Linked DNA regions of Homo sapiens: regions 1, 3, 4, 5 and 6 are each linked to region 2. Evidence: chromatin contacts called from ENCODE Hi-C or POLR2A ChIA-PET data. All regions are on one chromosome and are shown on one strand. The core of a region is the stretch at or near the end of the contact, and the rest is flanking DNA. Distances in the headings are between cores, read along the strand shown.

Region 1 (3,867 bases), core at 1,209-3,708, 1.7 Mb before region 2:
ACCCTTCTTCCCTTTAAAAGCTTCTTCCCATAGGTGTACTCCTGCTTTTTCAAATAAGTAGAATAATTTCTGGATTTATTTCCCTTCTTTTTTTGGAAACCCAAAGTGGCTCACAAAGACCCACGGTTTCCTACCACTTACTGGGTGTGAGATCTTGGGCAAGTTACTCTATGTGCTTCGCTTTCCTCATCTGTAAGACAGCTTGTGAGGATGGAATGAGTTATTTTATTTTATTTTATTTTTTTGAGACGGAGTCTTGCTCTGTCGCCAGGCTGGAGTGCAGTGGCGTGATCTTGGCTCACTGTAACCTCCACCTCCCGGGTTCAAGCGATTCTCCTGCCTCAGCCTCCCGAGTAGCTGGGACTACAGGTGCACACTACCATGCCCAGCTAATTTTTGTATTTTTAGTAGAGATGGGGTTTCACCATGTTGGCCAGGATGGTCTCAATCTCTTGACCTCGTGATCTGCCCGTCTTGGCCTCCCAAAGTGCTGGGATTACAGGTGTGAGCCACTGTGCCTGGCCGGAATGAGTTATTAAAATTAATAGTGTCTTCATCCAAACGCTGGCTACTAAGTTTAATGGAGGGAAAGGCAGTAATTTGAAGCGATAATAGCTTTCAAGTGCCAGTCTCCTAAATCAATGGAATAGCATTTAAGTGTTAATCGGCCAGCACTCCATTCCTTAATCAATCCTGTCCCCTAATCCCCAACTTTGCTTTTGTCTCAACATGAATTTTTATGACATAGGGGAAAAAGATTTCCATCTATGTTTTCAACACATTTCATTGAGCAGTTACTATTACCTGGGCACTGGATATAAAGCAGCAAACTTATGAAACCGCCTTTGCAAAAATCCTGAGGAAATTAAGACAGTGAAAGAGATCAGGACTCACCTACCCATCTTCCTTCTAACCTCTAAACTGTCTTTGTTCATTCCTGGGTGTAGGCTGAACTAGTCTTGGAGAGGAATTTATAGTTTAAACTCTGAAACGAAATGGATAATAGCCCTTTCCTGAAAAACCCCTTCTTGCCTGGGGACCGGTCTGCCTTTGTAGGACTAACAAATTAGCTACGAGTTTAGGGGCCACGCCGCCTCTGGCTGTAAGAGTCTGAACCTCCCCAAATTGCTCCTGGTAATGATATCACTATTGTAAAACCTAAGGTCAGTGCTTGAGATATTTTGCAGATCCTGCATTCCGATGCAGCAAATGACACCACCCAGAGGTCAGCAAGAAGAACTCACTTCGACTCTCCTATGATTTTATCTTCAACCTGACCAATCAGCACTCCCCACTTTCCAAGCCCATACCCGCCAAATTATCCTTAAAAACTCTGATCCCCGAATGCTCGGGGAGACTGATCTGAGTAACAATAAAACTCCGGCCTCCCCCACAGCCGGCTCTGCGTGAATTACTCTTTTCGCCACTGCAAATCCCATCTTGATAAATCCGCTCTGTCTAGGCAATGCGCAAGGTGAACCCCTTGGGCGGTTACACTTACTCTGGCTCCCCATTCTGCTGCGTGACTTTAGGTAGGCTACCCAACATCCCTGGAATTCAATGATTGATTATACGATCTCCGTGCTTCCTTTCCACTCATAGATCTTACAAAGTCAGTTTCATGCCTCTTTCATTGACAGTTCTATCTCTCTATCTCCACCTCTGAACAACATTGCTCGAGTTTCTGTTCCGACAATTCTATAGACTCGACTCAATGAAGGCACTCAGAATTTCTACCACCTGTTGTATTTTCCAACAAAGATTCCAACCACAGCGGCGAGAGGGAGTTATGTATCACAAGCTGTGATTAGAGACACAATGAGATTTATACAAGGAAAAACTGATTAAGAATCACAAGATTCCAAAGCCCAAAGGAAGTCCTATTTGTAACAATAAATGATGAAAAAGGGGAATTGACTTTTGACTTGTCAGCAAAAACGAAATTAAAAGAAAAGCAAAAGGAGTTGGAAGGGGGAGGCGGGATTCCAAGATACAAAGCATAAATAAAAAGAAGTTCTGTGCTCCACCCCTCCACCAGAGCTGGATACAGCCCTTCTGTTGTCCGCCCTACAAACTTTAGGAAACTTCAGCAAAAGGCCCACCTCCTGGAGTTCCCAGGAACCCCAAAACACGCGTTCTAAGGAAAGAAACAAAGTTGTGCGCGGTCGGGTTTCATGGAGGCCGGCGCCTTCTCCCCCGACCCAGCCCATTCCAGTTAGGTAGGGTCCAAGGCTCAGCCTGGCCGCCCGAGGGATCCGCCCAGCCCAGCCCCAGGGGTCTCAGCGCGGGGGTCCGGCGGGGCCTTCCACAGAGGGCGCGGGAACCTTGGGCGGGCCTGGGGCTCACCGCAGTCCTTGAACTGCACCGGTTCGGCCTGGGCAGCGGTGCTGAGCGCCAGGAGCAGGAATGTAGCTGCCAGGAAACGCATCGCGGATAACGAAGTTCCAAGCTCGGGAAAGAAGCAGCGGCCGCCCGCGGTCACAAGACAAACCTGTCGGGGCGGGCCCGGGGAGGAGCCCAGTCAGGCGACCTGTCACCAGTAACCACAGCTGAGGCCCGCCCGCGCCCCGCCCCCGGCTCCGGAAAGCCAGCTCCAGCCCTCTCAGGCCCAGAAGCCTGCAGTCTCCGCCCATGCCATCCCCTCAGAGGCCTGACCCGCCCGGACCCACCTCCGCCCCGCCCCGCCTCACTCCTCCCCGCCCCGTTCCTTCCCTTTAGAGCACCTCTCCGGCTTCCTGGGTGCGTCCCCGCCGCTGCCGTCTGGAGCATTCCTAGCCAATCAGACACCTTCTCCTCCCGCACTACCCAATAGGCATGTTGGGGGGGCGGGGCCTCCGTGAAGTCCCGGCCTCCTGTTCGTTCTCTCCGCCTCCCGAGGCCCCGGGTGAGAAACGGGGGAGACGCGAGGGGCGGAGCTTGTGGAGGAAGATGGCTGCCGCCTGGGGGTCGTCCCTAACGGCCGCGACGCAGAGAGCGGTCACTCCCTGGCCGAGGGGCAGGTACCAAGACTAGAAAGGCACCTGGAAAGGGTGTTTGGTTCTGCGCCTCTAGGACAAATGGGAAACTAAGGCCTGTGGGGGATGCGAGGGTTTGGTGGGAGGCCGTCCAGGTGGGGGTCGCCAGGTTTAGCGTGAGGCGCTCCAGGTCGAGGGTTGCAAGGTGCCCCTTCTGCTCCCGGGCTCACCCTCCTCCCTTGCGCGCAGGCTCCTCACGGCCTCCCTGGGACCCCAGGCGCGTCGGGAGGCGTCGTCCTCCAGCCCCGAGGCCGGCGAAGGGCAGATCCGCCTCACAGACAGTTGCGTCCAGGTAGGAGGCCGGACGCGGAGCGGCGGTACCCAGGCGATTGGCGGGAGCAGCGGGAACTGCTCTTCACTCAGCCCTTTAACTCCCGTTTCCCGCTATTCTTGATCCCCCTTCCTGCATTTCAGAGGCTTTTGGAAATCACCGAAGGGTCAGAATTCCTCAGGCTGCAAGTGGAGGGAGGTGGATGCTCCGGATTCCAATACAAATTTTCACTGGATACAGTTATCAACCCCGACGACAGGCAAGGAGGAAGGGGTGGGCCCCCAAAGGAGGTACAGGAGGGACAAAAGTGTCTCCAGTTTAAGGTGCACTTTTATTCCAAATTTAAAGGGTTTACCTGGGATGGTTAACACCGCCCGTCTCACAGTGAGGATGCAGTAAAGGTTTGTTGTTCTGAATCAAAGTAACTAAGTTATAGGAGCAAAATTGATCTGCCCAGGTCCATTGGGTAGTCGGTAGAAAGTCAGGCCGGACTAGATTCCAGGCTTAAGTCCCTACACGTTTCCCAGTATTTATTCCATTGAATCATTTTGCCTCAAAGAAAATCAGCACCTGTTAAAGGTA
Region 2 (3,803 bases), core at 1,152-3,651:
CTGACCATTGTCTTAGTTGCCCTAGCTCAAAACCTCAGCTATCTTTGTCTCCTACCTTGACTTTTTTTCACCTATAGAACATTCTGAAAATCCACAAAAAACAATAGATAGGAGATATAATCATTGATAATGAAACCATTTCGGATATTGTATGGTGGCTTCTTCTGGTCATATTCCTTTGCGAGTATAGATTTAATTTCCTTTGTATGGGAATCATACTCTACATTTTTAGAGTAATCTTTTTATTGAAGTATAACAGTCATGCAGAAATGTACACAATCATAAGTCGATGGCTTTTCATGTCATTAAATATTCTTTTGCAACATTAATTTTTAAAAGTTGCAAGATATTCCACCCATAGATGTACCATAATTTAGTTAACTAACCCCTGTTGTAGAACTTCTGGCTTTTTCTAGTTTCCTCATCTCTCCCTCAGAAATGCTGCAGAGATGATTTACCTATATTTAACATTTTTGCGCCCATTTCCAATTTTTCCTTAGAATACAATTCTTTGGGGCAAAATTTCAGGGTCCAAGGTATGTGCATATTTTTAAATAAACTTTTTTATTTTAGGATAATTTTGGGTTTAGATAAAAATTATGAAGATTGTTACAGTTTCTGTGTAATTCACACTTTCTCCTATTATTCACTTTTTTTTTTTTTTTTTGTGACGGCTGAGTCTCACTCTGTCGCCCAGGCTGGAGTGCAGTGGCTCGATCTCTGCTCACTGCAACCTCCGCCTCCTGGGCTCAGGCGATGCTCTTGCCTTAGCCTCCTGAGTAGGGACTGGGACTACAGGCATGTGCCACCACACCTGGCTAATTTTTTGTATTTTTAGTAGAGACGGGGTTTCACCATGTTGGCCAGGCTGATCTCGAAATCCTGACCTCAGGTGATCCGCCCACCTCAACCTCCCAAAGTGCTGGAATTACAGGTGTGAGCCACCACACCAGGCTATTCACTCTTACAGAAGTATAACACATCTCACAATTGCAACCAATATTGATACGTTATTATTATTATTATTATTTTGAGACGGAGTTTCACTCTTGTAGACCAGGCTGGAGTGCAATGGTGCGATCTTGGCTCACTGCAACCTCCGCCTCCCAGGTGCAAGTGATTCTCCTGCCTCAGCCTCCCGAGTAGCTGGGATTACAGGCACGTGCCACCATGCCCATGTAATTTTTGTATTTTTAGCAGAGACAGGTTTTCACCCTGTTAGCCAGGATGGTCTCAATCCCCCAACCTCAGGTGATCCGCCTGCCTCGGCCTCCCAAAGTGCTGGGATTACAGGCGTGAGCCACCTCACCCGGCCCGATACATTATGATTAACTAAAGTTGATACTTTATCCAGATTTCCTTAGTTTTTACCTAATGTTCTTTTTTCAATTGCAGCGTCACACCCAGGACACCATATTACATTGTCATGCCTCCTTAGGCTCCTCTTGGCTCTGAGTTTCTTAGACTTCCCTTGCCTTTGCTGATCTTAACAATTTTGAAGAATACTGGTCATGCACTCTGCAGAATGTCCCTCAATTCGGGTTTGTCTGATTTTTTTTTCTTATAATTAGACTGGGTTATGAGATTTGGAAGGAAAGTACCATAAAGTGCCATTCTCATCATATATCATTCCACATACTATCAACATGATTTAGCACATAGTCTTGATCACCTGGCTGAATTACTGTTTGCCAGGTTTCTCCCCTGTAAAATCACTCATTTTCCCCTTTACAGATGTTGTACTTTTGGGAAGGAAGTCACTATGCACAGCCCACATTTAAGGAGGCAGAAGTTATGCTGCAGGATGGCTGTCTACATAAGTTATTTGAGATTCTTCTGTGGGGGATTTATCTCTTCTTCCTCATTCGTTAATTTATTCAATCACTTATATCGGCATGGGCTCATGAATATTTCTTTTGTACTTTGAGTTATAATCCAATATCACTTGTTTTATTGCTCAAGGCAATTTGAAATGTTCTGAGTAACTCAGTGCAAAACAACCTCTTCCAAAGGTTGTACCAGCTCACAGGGTAGACGTCATTAAGATCCATTTCCCCTCAACTTCACAGACCCATTAAAAAGGTCAGAAAGCAAGAGATAAGCTGACATCCCTGCCTAGCGCCCAATTTCTGGAAGCCCCTAAGGAAGATGAGGCCAGCATGCAGGGGTCTTTCCCCACGTGGGGCACCTCAACCCCTGAGACGCCCTTTCCCGGCCAGACCCTATTCAACACCCCTCCTTGTCCCCTGCCCCATCTCCTGGCTTCCTGTGGCTCCGCCCACCGCGGGGCGGAAGTGGGTGTGGCCACGGGCGGAAGCACTGGGTCAGGGGCCCAATCGTGCAGCCAGCCCCTCCCACTCGCCACCGCCCCACCCCTCCGGCCCAGACCGGAAATGAGGTCAGAGAGGGAAGCCCCGGCGGTGAGAGTCGGCCCAAAAAGCGGCGGCCGTTGGAGGTGGCTGCGGCAGCTGGTGAGGGGGAGGAATGGGTTGAGAGTGTTGGGGTCCTGGGGGCTAGTACCAGAGGGGATCGGAGCGCCAAGCCGCGGCTGAGCGGCTAAGGGCGTCTTGGGGCTGCGGCAGACGGCCGGAGGGTGAGGGTGGTGGGGCCTTGCTTTTCAGGGCCCTTGTCCCCATCCCTGGGGATGTGGGTCGGGCCGTCTCCGGGGCCACAGCCCCCTCTTCCCCTTTCTTCTTTCTGCCTCTCTGGGGCGGGCTGCAGCCTGAGGGCTTGGTGTCCCGAGCCATGGTCGCCCCAGCCCTCAGGGACGGGCCGGGGCGTGGTGGAGAGTCCTTCGAAACACAGTTTTTGTCATATATGTGGCCATGTTGCGACCCCCGATCCCGGAGGGAGCTCAGTCGCCAAGACTTGCATTTTGGCAGTTTCTGCCCTAGAAGAGCCGATCCCCGCCCCTCGTGAGCCCAAATGAGCAGTTGCCTCCTGCCTCTCCCACCTCCTACTCCGCCCCTCACTTCCACCCTGCTCCTGTCTCTCTTCTTACTTGCTGTCCACCAGCTACCCGTTCCTTCCTGTGCGTGACTCAGCCTCATCTCTGCCCGGGTGCGTGCCTGGCCGCCGGGTCCTCTCGAGAGTGTGCATCCGCGACTGGAGATGGGGAGTTCTAGGGTTCTTTTGTCACTACTGTTGGAATTACAGGCTTTGAGGCAGGAAAGGATTCTGCACAGGCATTCGACTGCAAGTTGTTTGATGACTTCGTTCCATGTTCAAGTTTGTGCTGTTCTGCCTGAGGTTTTTATTTGTTCTTTTGTTTTTGTTTTTTGTATTTTTGTTGCCTGAGTTTTTAAAGCAGTAATTCTTTATTAGGGAAGTAGATTTTGACATGCTGTTCCCACTTGTTTCTTTATTTTGGTCTTAGGGACAGTTGTCTCCCAAACCTCAATCATGGCATTTTAATCCACTTTTTTTTTTCCCATTTTTTCCCCTTCTTTTCACAGGTGTTGATAAACCACTTCTTAATGCTTAAAAGAACTTGGTCTTGTTTAAATGTATGTGCTTTTGGACACTTTGAGAAGCTTCGTTTGTATGGTAGTTTTGGAAGTAGGTGTCACTATTGCTCCTACAGGTGTGGCAGATAAGCCAGAGGACTGTTTTCCTGTCTTTAAGTTCATTGGCATAGGCACAGCATGAAAATAGGTTTTAGAAAGCCCTTTGCAAAGTGAAAACTGAATGAATGGGAATATGGTCAGAGAGTGGCACCACTTAGAATTTTAAGCTGATCTTGAAATACTTTGGGCATAGAGGCAAGAGAAAAGTGCTAAAAATTTAATATGTATTTAATTAGA
Region 3 (3,557 bases), core at 983-3,482, 1.6 Mb after region 2:
CTGCATTGGACTGATAGATTAATTCCCCCATGAAAAAAATAGCTCAAGAGATGTTTATAGAATAAACAAACGTCTGAGGCCTGGCGTGGTGGCTCACACCTGTAATCCCAGCACTTTGGGAGGCCAAGGCCAGAGGATGGCTTAGCACAGAAATTCGAGACCAGCCTGGGCAATATAGTGAGACCACACCCCCCAGCTTTTCTTGAGAAAAAATTTAAAAAATTTAGCCAGGCGTGGCAGTATGTGCTTGTAGTCCCAGCTACTCCACAGACTGAGGCAGGAGGGTACCTTGAGGACAGGAAGTTGAGGCTACAGTGATGGAGCCTCTACACTCCAGCTTGGGCAACACAGCCAGACCCTGTCTCAAAAAAAAAAAGAGAAATGTTTTTGATACATGTCTTCAAAGTGCATCTTATAAGTCAACATTTGATAATGGAGATCAGTGAATGAATGAATAAGGGCCAAAGATAACTAAGATTAGCTAGCATATTATATTTATTTATTTATTTATTTTGAGACGAGTCTTGCTCTGTTGCCCAGGCTGGAGTGCAGTGGCCCAATCTCAGCTCACTGCAACCTCCACCTCCTGGGTTCAAGCAATTCTCCCACCTCAGCCTCCCGAGTAGTTGGGATAACAGGTGCCCGCCACTATGCTGGGCTAATTTTTCTTTTTCTTTTTTTTCTTTTTGGAGACAGAGTCTCACTCTGTTGCCTAGGCTGGAGTGCAGTGGCGTGATCTCAGCTCACTGCAACCTCCGCCTCCCGGGTTCAAGCGATTCTCCTGCCTCAGCTTCCTGAGTAGCTGAAATTCCAGACGTGCACCACCACACCAGGCTAATTTTTGTATTTTTAGCAGAGACAGATTTCACTATGTTGGCCAGGCTGGTCTCAAATTCCCGGCCTCAAGTGGTCCGCCCACCTTGGCCTCCCAAGGTGCTGGGATTACAGGAATGAGCCACCGCACCCGGCTTAATTTTTCTATTTTTAGTAGAAATGGGGTTTCACTATGTCGGCCTGGCTGGTCTCCAACCCCTAGCCTCAGGTGATCTGCCCGCCTCAGCCTCCCAAAGTGCTGGGATTACAGGTGTGAGCTACTGCGTCCTGCCCAGCCAGCATTATTATTATTATTTTTGAGACGGAGTTTCGCTGTTGTTGCCTAGGCTGGAGTGCAATGGCGTGACCTCGGCTCACCGCAACTTCTGCCTCCCGGGTTTCTAGTGCCTCAGCCTCCTGAGTAGCTGGGATTACAGGCATGCACCACTAGGCCTGGCTAATTTTTGCTATTATTAGTAGGGACGGGGTTTCTCCATGTTGGTCAGGTTGGTCTCAAACTCCCGACCTCAGGTGATCTGCTAGCCTTGGCCTGCTGGGATTACAGGCGTGAGCCACCGCCCCGCCAGCATACATCAATTGTCAGTAAATTTCTTCTTCGCCTACTAGTTCCAATATCTTATTTAAAATCTATGGCCCGGTGAGGTGGCTCAGGCTTGTAATCCCAGCACTTTGGGAAGTCAAGGCGGGTGGATTGCCTGAGTTCAGGAGTTCAAGACCAGCCTGGGCAAAATGGCGAAACCCCGTCACTCCTAAAAATACAAAAAATTAGCAGGGCGTGGTAGCACACTCCTGTAATCCCAGCTACTCAGGAGGCTGAGGCAGGAGAATCACTTGAACCCGGGAGGCGGAGGTTGCAGTGAGGCGAGATGGGCCACTGCACTCCAGCTTGGGCGACAGAGTGAGACTCTGTCTCAAAATGAATGAATGAATGAATGAATGAATGAATAAAATCTACGAGGTCGGGCGCAGTGGCTCACTCTTGTAATCCCAGCACTTTGGGCGGGCGGATCATTTGAGGTCAGGAGTTTGAGACCGGCTTGGCCAACATGGTGAAACCCCATCTCTAAAAAAAATACAAAAATTAGCTGTACTGCTTGGGCGACAGAGCGAGACTCAGTCTCAAAAAAAAAAAATCTACAAATCCACTTCATCTTTCATTAAACACGAACCTGGGACGTAGTTAGAATGTCTTGAAGAAAATATTTCAGTAATATTCCAAGTCCGTCGCCCTGGCAAAGCAACAAGGCCACCTGACGGAGTAAGCCCGAGACCCCTGTGCCTCCACAGTACTGCCCGCGGGATCGCGGCGTGGGGAACCAGGAACTACAAGTCCCGGCAGGCCGCGCGCGCCTCGGCTTCACTAAGCGCAGTCAGGTGGCTGTCCCCGCACGGTTCCCAGCTAATTCCCCGCTACCGGGTTGCGGCCGGAAGCCGGGCGCCGCGGCTCTGCTTCCCTCGGGGTGAGTAGGGGCAGCTCGCCGGAGGCCGGCGCAGAGCTCGGGCCGACCAGCCTGGCAGGGCCGCACCGCGCCTGGAGCGCGAGGGAACCGGCATGGACACGCCGGGAGTCGGCCTCTGCTCCGGTTGTGCAGCCGCCCTGGGCGCCGGGAGGGACAGCCCCATGACCTTGTCACCTGGGCCCGGCGCGCGGCCACGTGGCTCGGGTGACTCGCATTGCCCCGCCCCCCTGCAGTGACTTCTCCAGTTTGGCACACCAGTGGGCTTTCATGTGACCTGTCCACTTCAGTGGCACAGTCTTGCAGGCACCCGAGTGGGCAGAGCTGGAGGAGGGCCGGAGGTGGCTCACCCAGACGCCTTCACCCCCTGGTGGCCCTGTGAGTTCCGAGGCAGAAGCAGCTGGAGCTGGAGCGTGGTCTGGGCAAGAGCAGGGGGCGATGCCCATATCCTGGCCCTCCACCCGGTCTTGCGAACGTGCCCCAGACCGCTGCTTATCTCCAGCATCTTGCAGGGCCCTGGGCTTCCAGATCACACAGTAGATATGTGCTAACAGCAGCCAGTGTGTGTGGAGAGCAACCTTTAGATAAGACACCTAGAACAGCCCTCTCCCAGGGTTAAGTGGCATTTACTTTCTACTAACAAGAAAGTCATTCAACAAGTATTTATTGTTTACCTCCATGATACTTGGCACTTAGTAGGTGCTCAAGAAATATTTGCAGAGTTGAAGTGAATTAGACTTTATCTGTGGCTTCATATGTTTTATTTAATAATTTTCTTGGGGCTGGATGTGGTGGCTGATGCCTGTAATCCCAGCACTTTGGGAGGCCAAGATGGGAGGATTGCTTGAGGGCAGGAGTTCAACACCAGGCTGGGCAACATAGTGAGACTCCCGTCTGTATTAAAAGAAAAAAAGGAAAATAAATAAAATAATTTTCTTACTACAGTGGTTCTCAAACTTTAGCATGCACCAGAGTCACCTGGAGAGCTAGTAACAACACACAGTACTGGACCCCATCCCCAAAGTTTCTGATTCTGTAAGTCTGGTATGAGGACCAAGAATTGGCGTTTCTAACATGCACCCAAGTGATGCAGTTGCTGTTGGTCTGGGGACCATACGTTGAGTACCACTGCTTTATAGGAAAAAAAATCCTGTGAACTTAAAGCACTATCTCTTCACACCTGGTTACGGGTCTTTCTGTCTTTATTTGCCAGTTTTACTTTTTTGGTGATTGTAAATATGTGCATATTACTTTGTACACTGTTAA
Region 4 (2,631 bases), core at 1-2,500, 1.1 Mb after region 2:
GCCGAGTGCCCTTTTCTGTGCTCTCCCAGCACTCCTGGCTGACTGTAACTGCCTGCTTCCTTATTTCTCTCTCTCCATTGACCACAGAGGGTGGGGACCATATTATATTCATCTGTATATTCCAGCACCTCACACACAGTGGCTGGATGATCTTTACACATTTTCTGAATAAATGAATGAATGAATGAATAAACTTGTTAGGAGCTGGTTTGGAGGTGATGGAGCAGCACCACAGCAGAGTGATGGCCTGGGGCCAACCTAACCTGGTTGTGACTCCTAGATACACCTCTCACTCCCCGATGGCCTCGGGGAAGTCATTACCTCTGTAGGTTTTGATTTCCTCATTTGAAAATCAGGGTAATAACTCCCTACCTCATAGGACTATTATGAGGGGTAAATGAGATAATGAAGGTAAAGCGTTTCGCATAGTGCCTGGCATAGAATCAGCCCTTAATAAATAATAAACTGTAAAGGCCCTTACTGGCCTCCAAATATGGAGACCGTGGGTCAGGAAATGAAAATTGTGAGTTCAGACCGGGCTCGGTGGCTCATGCCTGTAATCCCCGCACTTTGGGAGGCCAAGGCGGGCGGATCACTTGAGGTCAGGGGTTTGAGAACAATCTGGCCAACATGGTAGAACCGCATCTCTACTAAAACTACAAAAATTAGCTGGGCATGGTGGTATGTGCCTGTAATCCCAGCTACTTGGGAGGCTGAGGCAAAAGAATCACTCGTACCCAGGAGGCGGAAGTTGCAGTGAGCCAAGATCGGCCCACTGCACTCCAGCCTGGGTAACAGAGTGAAACTCTATCTCAAAAAAAAAAAAAAGACAGACATTATAAAACAAATGCAAAAAGAGACTTCCAAGAATGTTAATCTATCCTCTCCCTTGAACCCTATCCAGTCCTCAGCCGGGCCCACTCCCTGATGTCCTGCTGTCTGCGGAGGTTGGGGGGTCCAGCCCACCTGGGACCCAGAACACAGCCACTCTGCCACCTGCAGTAGAGACAGAGAAGGCCACCAGCTCCTACTCAGCAACATCAGGGAGCAAAAACATTTCCACAGCAAACCCTTGGGTGCTCACCAATGAAAGACTGAGGTCTCCGAACAGGTACCAAAGGTCTGCAATGGTGTTCAGCCCCACTTGAAGGATGATAAAGAGGCCAACAAACTTGACCCCTAAAGCACCAGCAAGACTAACGCCAGTCAGGCTGAGCCAGAACCACCAGGGGGCAGAGAAGGGCCTGAAAATCAACAAGACGGAGTTCAATTTGGCAGCTGGAACCAAAGCCAAACGCAAGCGCAGCAGGGGACAGGGCAGTTCTCAGACTTGGAGCGGCTGTGCTGTGCCCTGTCTTGGGGGCTCTTAGCCTCAAGGGACCATGGCGTGGCTCCATGGAGGAGGCGGCCTGTGAAACCCCTGGAACGGCAGGAAAAGCACTGTCTGAGGGCGCAGGGTATTCTTCAGGGGAGAGTGTCCATAGTGCTCCTGGCTAAGTACAGGGCTCAGGGTAAGTGGGGGCTCCTTCTTCACAAGTGACCAGTCAGGCAGGAGTAAAAGGAGAATCCTTAGGTGCCCCTGGACTCAGGCAGCCCTCTCCTTTGTGTCACCTCTGCCCTTGTCGAAGGCAGCATTTACCGAGTGCTTACTATGTATGCGTCACGCATCATTCCAAGTACGATGCATATATTAACTCTTCTAGCCGTCACTACAGCACACAGAGGATCCTGTCACTAGGTCCTCTTTTTGCACAGGAGGAAATCAAGATACAGAGAGGTGGAGTAATACAGCTAGCAGGCAGTGGGGCACAGTTTTAACCCAGGCAATTGGGTCAATGTTAGTGCTCTTAACCATTTTGCTATTCGTATAGCACCTAGTACTCTACACTATGATTCTCTGGCTCTCTGGCTGCCTCCTCTGCCAGAGTGAATATTCCTTAACAGCCAAGCCCAACAGAGCTCAGTACCTCCAGCTCCCCGCATAGTACCTGGTACACAGTATGTACTCAAGAAATGGTAGATGGAAGTGGATGTGGCATAAGCACAACAACCAAAGCCAGAGTGGGCTGAGAGTCACTGATCAGGTTTGATTAGCACAATGGAGCTTAATGAGCCTGGCTGTGCAAAGTTAACTTCCAGAAAAGCCTACGAGGGGCCAACTCTTCTGGTTTGAATAGAATGAATGACTTATTCTACTTTCTCAGAAGTAGAAGGATGATCTGGAAAAGACTATTCTGCAAGTAGACCGGACCCTCCAAGTCAGCTTTAGAACTGACCAGGACCTGGAAGGATCCTCTTGGCTGGTATGGACCATTCAAGCCAACCTTTACATATGCTATTCCCATCATTAGGTCAGGACTGGATGCAACCACTGACGAAAGGGAGATAGTTTCCAGGCAGCATCTACCCTGGTGCCCTCCCTTCTAGGACAGAGTATGTGAAGGACAGCCCTGTCCCGGGATTTCCTAACCAGCACTGGTTACAAGAGGTGGGTGGGGAAAGTATTAGGACCCCCCATGATATCCCAAAACCCCTACCCAATTGTACTCCATTGTAAACATGATAATAATAATACGCTTGAAAAAGACAACTGACATTTTCTCGGTCTTGAATATGGCAAAAATAAAATCA
Region 5 (3,745 bases), core at 94-2,593, 1.2 Mb after region 2:
TAATTTATATTTGCTACTTAAATAAGACAAGTTCTCTCCCCTCTACCCTTTCGTATTTCAAAAGAGCATCCTTTCAGTTGCATCGTGTGTGGTGTTCAGGAGGCTGAAAGAAGAAAGTGTGATGGATGGACTCTTTTGTCTTTGGACACTGAAATAATACACACGGAGGAACTCGCGTTAGTAGAAATGGAGACGTCGTCCTGGACAAGAAGAGGATGAGGGTCTTGAGAATGAGGGAGGTAGGCCAAATTTTTAATTCCTGCTCTTGCTTTGGCTACTGTGTTCAAGCAAAAGACCCCAGACACTACCTATTTCAACTCTGCTTTTCATTTTTCCCACTCTAAGCGATGGAGAGGATGGCAGCAAGGCCAGGGGGCCTATGTGCAGGAAGGCTAGGGCGCAGTGGGCTTCTGGCAGAGGAAGGCAAGGCTGCCAACCCGGGTGGGGGCCGAGAGGCGCGTGGTAAGGCTGGGGCAGGGGACTGAGATGGGGATAGGGTGGGGAGCCAGAAGCAGGGGGCGGCGAGGCCAGTAGGGTTCGGGTCGGCAGTCTAGATGTGATTAGCAGACGGAGGTGGGACCCGAACCCCGGCTGAAGCTGAAACTGAAGCTGAAGAGGCGCCAGGGGCAGAGCCACCCTGTCACTACCATTTGGGCAGATCTCAGAAAGGAAGCGGGGCAGGAATCAAGGCATTTCGAAACAGGAGTGAGTAGAAAATAACCTCGAGCCCAGGGCCCGGGTGGTGGCAGCGGCGGGGAAGGGGCCCCGCGCGCGAAGGGGCTGCCGAGGTGGGTCCGCTCCGCGGGGAAGCCCAGGACAGAGCGCGGCGGAGGCTCGCGCCGTGGTGCGGGGCCCTGAGGCCGGGCGGCACCCACCCGCCAGCGCCCCGGCCTTGCGTACCTGAGGCGGCCGCCTGGCTCCCCTCCACTCCCTGGCAGTCCCCGACGCCGCCAGCCGACCCTGGGCGGGCTGTGGGGCTCCAGGAGCCCGGCCCCTCAGCCGCCTGCAGGTCAGACATCTGCAGCCCGCGCACGGAGCTCTCCGCTGCCAGCCGCGAGTGGCTCCGGAAACAGCCGAAGGCCGAGCGAGCGCCGAGCACAGCCGAGCGCAGCCTGCAGGCCGGAAGAAGCGGCGCGGCGGCCGCTTGAAAAGCTAGCTGACCCAGGGGCGGCCACAGGAGCTCTGGCCCGCTGAGGCTGGCGATGAGGCCGCAGGGAGGGTTACTGCGTGCTTGTGACAGACGATTTTTAAAGTCAGGGCTTGAAAGAACAAACAAAACCTGGGGAAGAGTCAGGAAGACACTGCCGGAAATCGTGGTATCCATAGAGACGCTATCGGAAGTTGGGGTTGCTAGGAAGCCGCGGCGCGTCTGCTAAGCTGCAAATGGCTGAAGTCCCGGAGGATTATGATTCCGGCCCAGATGAAGATGGAGAGCTGGAGCCTGAGAGGCCTGAACTGCCTGGACTTCATAAATTGTATGAAAATGCCGAACCAGACACCATGGCAAAGGCAGACTCGAAGCTACCAGCAGAGATTTACCAAGAGCCACAGCCAGAGACCGAGGAAGAGGACTTCAAAGAGGGGGAGCCAGACAGTGCTAAGAACGTGCAGCTGAAACCTGGCGGGACGTCCCAGGAAGGAATTGCCAAGGAGTCCAAGAGAGACGTACCAAGCGAAACTGAACCAGGGATACACCAAGAGGTAAAGTCGGAAACATCCAGAGAGATGGGAGAGTTTTTCAAAGATTTGGAGGCCCCTATGGATGAAACGCATAAAGAGTCAGACCTAGAGCCACCAGAGGAGGCTAAACCAAATGTTACAGAGGATGTGTTCCTAGAGTCAGCTATGGAAACAGATCCAGATCCAGTGCCACCAACGGAAACCATGTCTGAGGTTTCGGGGGCCACAGTCAGAGAGAGAAATTTAGAATTACTAGAGGAGGAGACTGAACCGGGGGTTCCAGAGGAATCACTTAGAGTGCAACATGAAGAGACAGGTCTAGAGCCTCCAGAGCAGACCAAACAAGATTTTCCAAGTGAGAAACTAGGAGAATCACTTGAAGAGACAGATCTTCAGCCACCAAAGATGACCAAACCAGAGACTCCAGAGGAGACACAAAGAGAGTCAACTGAGAAGAAAAGGACAGAGCCACCCGAGCAGGCTAGACTGGAATTTCTGGAGAAGGAACCAAGAAAGTCTAGTGAGGAGGCAGGTCTAGAGCCTCCAGAAGAGACTCAACCAGAGGTTCCAGAGGAGATGCAAAGAAAGGCAACTGAGGAGAAAGGGACAGAACTACCTGAGCGGACTAAACCAGACTTTCCAGACCACAAGCCAAGAAAGTCTACTGATGAGAACGTTCCTGAGCCACTAGAAGAGATCAAATTAGAGTTTCCTGAGGAAGAATCAAGAAAAACAAATGAGGAAACAATTCTAGAACAATCAGAAATGATGAAACCAGAAAGTCCAGAAGAGATAAGAAAGTCAAATGAGAAAAAAAATCCACAGCCACCAGAGGAGACTGGTCCAGTGCTACCACAGGAGATCAACCCACAAGTTGAAGAGAAAACACAAACAAAGCCAACTGAGAAAATTCTAGAGTTACCAGATGAAACCAAACCAAGGGAGACACATGTAGAATTTTCCAAGGAAGACAGGCCAGAACCAATAAAGTCTAAGTATTCTGTAGGAAACGATGAGCTAGAGCACCGTGAGCCTAAAAGAGGAAAGTTGTCACTAAGTGACAAATTTAGAAAAGAATATTACGCATTAGGATCTCTCAGAGAAAGTGAAGAATCAATTGGTACACATTATGAGTTTTTGCAACCACTCCAAAAATTGCTTAATGTCAGTGAAGAATGCTCATACTCAGATCCCTCAGAGTCTCAGACAGAATTAAGTGAGTTCGTTCATGAAAAGGAAGTTGTAGATTTGTCCCAAGAGTTGAAGGAACGGGTCTCTGAAGATGACGAAACCCAGCCAGAAAAAGGGACTGAGTTACAATTTGAGCATCTTAATTGGGATCCAGAGGAAGTTGCAGAGTGGATTAGCCAGCTAGGCTTCCCTCAATACAAGGTATACAAAAATAAGATGTTTTGAAATCACATGCTGTCATCCGTCTACTTCTTATTCCTTCTAACTTGGCCTGAGCTCTTACCTCTTTACCGGAAGGAGTATCAAAAAGTCCTAGACTGTGGTAGAGGTAACTTGGATTTTAATTTTGGCCTTGCCACTGATGTATATTTGTATTTTGGGAGAGGAAGGGAGGGTCACATCGGTTTGTTTTTCCTCTTCCAGTGATTACACTTCTCTGCAATCCTTGAATAAAAGACCAAGAAGAGTATATAGACCTCCTTTCTTTTTTTTTTTTTGAGACACAATCTCGCTCTTGCCAAGGTTGGAGTGCAGTGGCACGATCTCGGCTCACTGCAAGCTCCACCTTCCCCAGGTTCACGCCATTCTCCTGCCTCAACCTCCTGAGTAGCTGGGACTGGGACTACAGGCGCCCGCCACCATGCGCGGCTAATTTTTTGTATTTTTAGTAGAGACGGGGTTTCACTGTGTTAGCCAGGATGGTCTCCATCTCCTGACCTCGTGATCCGCCAGCCTCAGCCTCCCAAAGTGCTGGGATTACAGGCGTGAGCCACCGTGCCCGGCCTTAGACCTCCTTTCATAGAAAACTGTATTTTTAAGTAGACTTTGTTCAAGGTAGGCTTTTTGGTACTTTGTCAAGTTATTTTAGTGGCAG
Region 6 (3,620 bases), core at 1,029-3,528, 1.4 Mb before region 2:
CCTGGCCAACATGGTGAAACCCCATGTGTATATATATATATATATTTTTTTTTCTTTGTTTTTGAGACAGAGTCTTGCTCTGTTGACCAGGCTGCAGTGCAGTGGCATGATCTCAGCTCACTGCAACCTCCGCCCCCCGGGTTCAAGCAATTCTCCTGCCTCAGCCTCCTGAGTAGCTGGGATTACAGGCATGTGCCACCACACCCAGCTAATTTTTGTATTTTTAGTGGAGATGGGGTTTCATCATGTCGGTCAGGCTGCTCTTGAACTCCTGACCTCAAGTGATCCGCCTGCCTTGGCCTCCCAAGGCTGGGGTTACAGGTGTGAGCCACCATGCCCGGCCTAAATTTATACATTTTTCAAAAGAAAATGTCAGCCCAAAATATTAAAAACACAACTAACTAGGGTTTCTGGGTTGGGTTCCTGATCTGGGTGCCGATTTCACAAGTGTGATTGGCTTGTGAAAATTTACTATGCTGTCTACTTAAGACATGTGTTAAATAAAATTTATAGCAAGTTGGGCATTAGGCCCAACAGAACAAACCAAAATGGAGTTTATTGATGTTGCCATGCCAAAATTAAAATCTTTATCTGACCATTCAATAAACCAGGAGAGAGAGAAATAATAGCCAAGTCTGCAAACAGTCCATTTTTAGCCAGCATGATAAAGAAGTCCTCTCTGCTTTAACCTTATAAGAAAAGAAACTTTGAAACAAACAATCCACTTTTAGTTTTCTGTTTCTCTCTTTTTTTTCTTTTTTGAGATGGAGTCTCGCTCTGTCACCCAGGCTGGAGTGCAGTGGCACGATCTCAGCTCACTCCAACCTCTGCCTCCTGGGTTCAAGTGATTCTCCTGCCTCAGCCTCCTGAGTAGCTGAGATTACAGGTGAGCACCACCACGCCTGGATACTTTTTGTATTTTTAGTAGGCATGGGGTTTCACCATGTTGACCAGGCTGGTCTTGATCTCCTGACCTGGTGATCTGCCTGCCTCAGCCTCCCAAAAGTGTTGGGATTACAGGAGTGAGCCCCCGCGCCCTGCCTCTGCGTTTCTTTTCTGTCTATGAAATTATCCCGATTGTTCTGCTCATTGGAACACTGTTTCTGCTTTATAGAATGAGACGTTGCCCAATTCTAGAATAGCAGGTAAAAGTTAATTAAGATCTTTAAACTAAATTTGTTGTAATTTTGTCTTTTGACATGTAATTTTCTGTATATTCGTTATACTTCAATAAAAAGTTAAAAGAAACATAACTAAATTTCTATTTGAAAACAGAAGCTCTTCCTTTTGAAGGATGCCTTGCTGCTCCACTTTCCATTCACATTCACCTCCTGAGAGAGGTGAAGATCTGGGTTGCTAAGATGGAAGAAAGGTCAATTATTTGCATGTTACTCAAGTGATGCACTGACACAATATTCTCACAGTTCTCCCTCCCCCCGCCCCCCCCCACACACCCAAAAGAATTCAGTGTATTAGCTTTGCTTTTTAGTGATTCACTCAAGCTAAAGTAAGAGTTTATGTCTGGTATTACGTTGAGAGCTTTTGGAAGATTATCTTCCAGGTTGTCTTTAGACCATCTTTGTATCTGGTTTTTGCTCTCTTTGCTTTTGCTCTGAGATTCTGCAACACCGATTTATATGTGTTGAGACAGTCTAAAAAATTCCATTTCTCCCCTTCTACAATTCCTGCAGATGTTACTCACTATATGTCTGCAGGAATTGGTGTAATCTTACACTCTGCCTTGAAAACACCTTTCCATTCTTCACAGCTTTGTTCCCAGTTGAATTTCTGGGGAGAATTGAGTTAGGTCTATTCATTTAATTTGGGAGAAACTGACATCTTTACAATTTTTCCTCTTTTCACCCAGGATCATGGTAAGCCTCTCCATTATTTGAAGTCTAATTTCATCCTACTTGGATATGCTTCTTTATGACTCTGTAGCTTTCTACATATAAGTCCTACATCTTTCTTGTTAGAGTTTTTCCTAGTTGCTTTATGTTTTTTTGTTGTTGTTGCGATTGTTGCTATTGTGAATGGAACCTTTTTTTTTTTTCATTCAAAAATGAACCCGTGGAGCGATAGGATCTCTACCACCTCTTTCGGCTGTGAGACTCTATGGTTTTTCAGTTCTATGAGAACATTCTACTGGAGCCTACATTATCTGAACCCAAAGGAAGATGGCAACCACGAGTCGCCAAGTAAAGGACCGCTCTATCTCGCCTTTGTTCTCCTCTCGGTGGTTACTGCGCAGACGTAGTCGCCCAAGTCGCGTCCCCGCCTTCCCGGTCGCGGGCCCAGCTCGGGAGCGCCGGCGCACTGGCGCGCTCCGTTTACACGCTCCGGGGCCTGTAGGCGCCGCGAGTTCCGGCTGTCGCCGTCGCCGCCGCGGCTCCTGGAGGTCGGTTGCGACGAGTAACGGCGCCAGGACGAGCCCTGCGCCTTCTTTTTCGATATGTACCCGAATTGGGGCCGGTATGGCGGGAGCAGCCACTATCCGCCGCCACCGGTCCCACCGCCGCCGCCAGTGGCGCTTCCTGAGGCCTCGCCGGGGCCCGGGTACTCGAGCTCGACGACTCCCGCGGCCCCCTCCTCCTCGGGCTTCATGAGCTTCCGCGAACAGCACTTGGCGCAGCTCCAGCAGCTGCAGCAGATGCACCAGAAGCAAATGCAGTGCGTGCTTCAGCCCCACCACCTTCCTCCGCCCCCTCTGCCGCCCCCGCCAGTGATGCCGGGGGGCGGCTACGGAGACTGGCAGCCGCCACCGCCACCGATGCCCCCGCCACCCGGGCCGGCCCTCAGCTATCAGAAGCAGCAGCAGTACAAACACCAGATGCTCCACCACCAACGAGACGGGCCTCCTGGTTTGGTTCCAATGGAGCTGGAATCCCCCCCTGAATCTCCCCCTGTGCCGCCTGGGTCCTATATGCCCCCATCTCAGTCTTACATGCCCCCACCTCAGCCGCCACCCTCTTACTACCCCCCGACCTCATCTCAGCCCTACCTGCCTCCTGCTCAGCCGTCCCCTTCGCAGTCCCCACCTTCCCAATCCTACCTGGCGCCCACCCCTTCTTACTCATCCTCCTCCTCTTCCTCGCAATCCTATTTGAGCCATTCCCAGTCCTACTTGCCCTCTTCTCAGGCATCTCCTTCCCGCCCCTCCCAGGGCCATTCTAAATCCCAACTACTAGCTCCACCACCACCGTCCGCCCCCCCTGGAAATAAGACAACTGTCCAGCAAGAGCCTTTGGAGAGTGGGGCCAAAAACAAGAGTACTGAACAGCAGCAAGCCGCCCCTGAGCCAGATCCCTCTACGATGACTCCACAGGTAAGAAAGCATCTGCCTGAACCTCATCTTTCACCTAGAGGGCCCTGAATGAGCAGGCCTCAGGGCTTTAACCAGTGGTTAGTCTAATTCCAACACACAATGACTAGCTAACACTCCAAAGGATTCCGTAAGAGTCAGAGGGCTGACAGCTCAGCTTTTTAATTAGCTAGATGTGAATTACCAAAAAAACAGCGTTTGTAGATGTGTATGGATTACATACAGTGGTGGGGTGGCTCAAAAGTTACCTCTCAGATACATTCCTTGGTTTCTTTGACCATCCTCTTAGATTTTGTTG

Evidence for each region. Hi-C counts contacts between places; a loop is a spot of excess contacts on that map. ChIA-PET counts read pairs that join two places held with the same protein, here RNA polymerase II (POLR2A). Pooled maps may share reads with other maps.
Region 1: a map of CD4-positive, alpha-beta T cell shows a loop between it and region 2 (10-fold over the local background). The contact joins the promoter of NPC2 here to the promoter of GPATCH2L in region 2. A Hi-C loop is called at or near these places in 5 of 168 maps with a recorded cell type or tissue (CD4-positive, alpha-beta T cell, CD4-positive, alpha-beta memory T cell, CD8-positive, alpha-beta T cell and 2 more) and 12 of 50 pooled maps.
Region 3: a map of CD4-positive, alpha-beta T cell shows a loop between it and region 2 (6-fold over the local background). The contact joins the promoter of ADCK1 here to the promoter of GPATCH2L in region 2. A Hi-C loop is called at or near these places in 1 of 168 maps with a recorded cell type or tissue (CD4-positive, alpha-beta T cell) and 8 of 50 pooled maps. POLR2A ChIA-PET finds 5 or more read pairs at or near these places in 1 of 52 experiments (PC-9).
Region 4: a loop to region 2 is called in a pooled map, with 3 times the contacts of the local background. The contact joins the enhancer-like site here to the promoter of GPATCH2L in region 2. A Hi-C loop is called at or near these places in 1 of 168 maps with a recorded cell type or tissue (gastrocnemius medialis) and 3 of 50 pooled maps. POLR2A ChIA-PET finds 5 or more read pairs at or near these places in 1 of 52 experiments (PC-9).
Region 5: a map of CD8-positive, alpha-beta T cell shows a loop between it and region 2 (6-fold over the local background). The contact joins the promoter of SAMD15 here to the promoter of GPATCH2L in region 2. A Hi-C loop is called at or near these places in 2 of 168 maps with a recorded cell type or tissue (CD8-positive, alpha-beta T cell and naive thymus-derived CD4-positive, alpha-beta T cell) and 8 of 50 pooled maps.
Region 6: a pooled map shows a loop between it and region 2 (10-fold over the local background). The contact joins the promoter of YLPM1 here to the promoter of GPATCH2L in region 2. A Hi-C loop is called at or near these places in 6 of 50 pooled maps.

Annotation. Positions count from the first base shown.
Region 1 is chr14:74,490,847-74,494,713 of GRCh38, forward strand. It overlaps NPC2 (NPC intracellular cholesterol transporter 2), which reads right to left and starts at 2,459. Exons shown (of 5, transcript NM_006432.5): 1 at 2,347-2,459. The coding sequence starts at 2,428. ISCA2 (iron-sulfur cluster assembly 2) reads left to right here and starts at 2,919. Exons shown (of 4, transcript NM_194279.4): 1 at 2,919-2,999; 2 at 3,204-3,306; 3 at 3,429-3,544. The coding sequence starts at 2,929. RefSeq lists silencers at 2,212-2,271, 2,442-2,721 and an enhancer at 2,922-3,001.
Region 2 is chr14:76,149,521-76,153,323 of GRCh38, forward strand. GPATCH2L (G-patch domain containing 2 like) reads left to right here and starts at 2,402. Exons shown (of 10, transcript NM_017926.4): 1 at 2,402-2,471.
Region 3 is chr14:77,797,877-77,801,433 of GRCh38, forward strand. It overlaps ADCK1 (aarF domain containing kinase 1), which reads left to right and starts at 2,233. Exons shown (of 11, transcript NM_020421.4): 1 at 2,233-2,294. RefSeq lists enhancers at 1,558-2,096, 2,097-2,635, 2,709-2,758, 2,769-2,848 and a silencer at 2,159-2,518.
Region 4 is chr14:77,300,006-77,302,636 of GRCh38, forward strand. POMT2 (protein O-mannosyltransferase 2) reads right to left here. Exons shown (of 21, transcript NM_013382.7): 6 at 1,085-1,244. Among named protein-coding and RNA genes, the nearest start is that of POMT2, 20 kb to the right of the region's middle. RefSeq lists a silencer at 1,187-1,246. Within about 2 kb of position 1,251, at least 3 of the 41 ENCODE cell types and tissues checked have a DNase peak (open chromatin) inside an H3K27ac peak, as active enhancers do; they include gastrocnemius medialis, where a contact is called at or near this core.
Region 5 is chr14:77,376,036-77,379,780 of GRCh38, forward strand. It overlaps SAMD15 (sterile alpha motif domain containing 15), which reads left to right and starts at 1,344. Exons shown (of 3, transcript NM_001010860.4): 1 at 1,344-3,072. The coding sequence starts at 1,384. TMED8 (transmembrane p24 trafficking protein family member 8) reads right to left here and starts at 1,059. Exons shown (of 6, transcript NM_213601.3): 1 at 901-1,059. The coding sequence starts at 1,018. RefSeq lists a silencer at 637-1,066 and an enhancer at 1,117-1,326.
Region 6 is chr14:74,761,038-74,764,657 of GRCh38, forward strand. It overlaps YLPM1 (YLP motif containing 1), which reads left to right and starts at 2,279. Exons shown (of 21, transcript NM_019589.3): 1 at 2,279-3,325. The coding sequence starts at 2,453. RefSeq lists an enhancer at 1,987-2,326.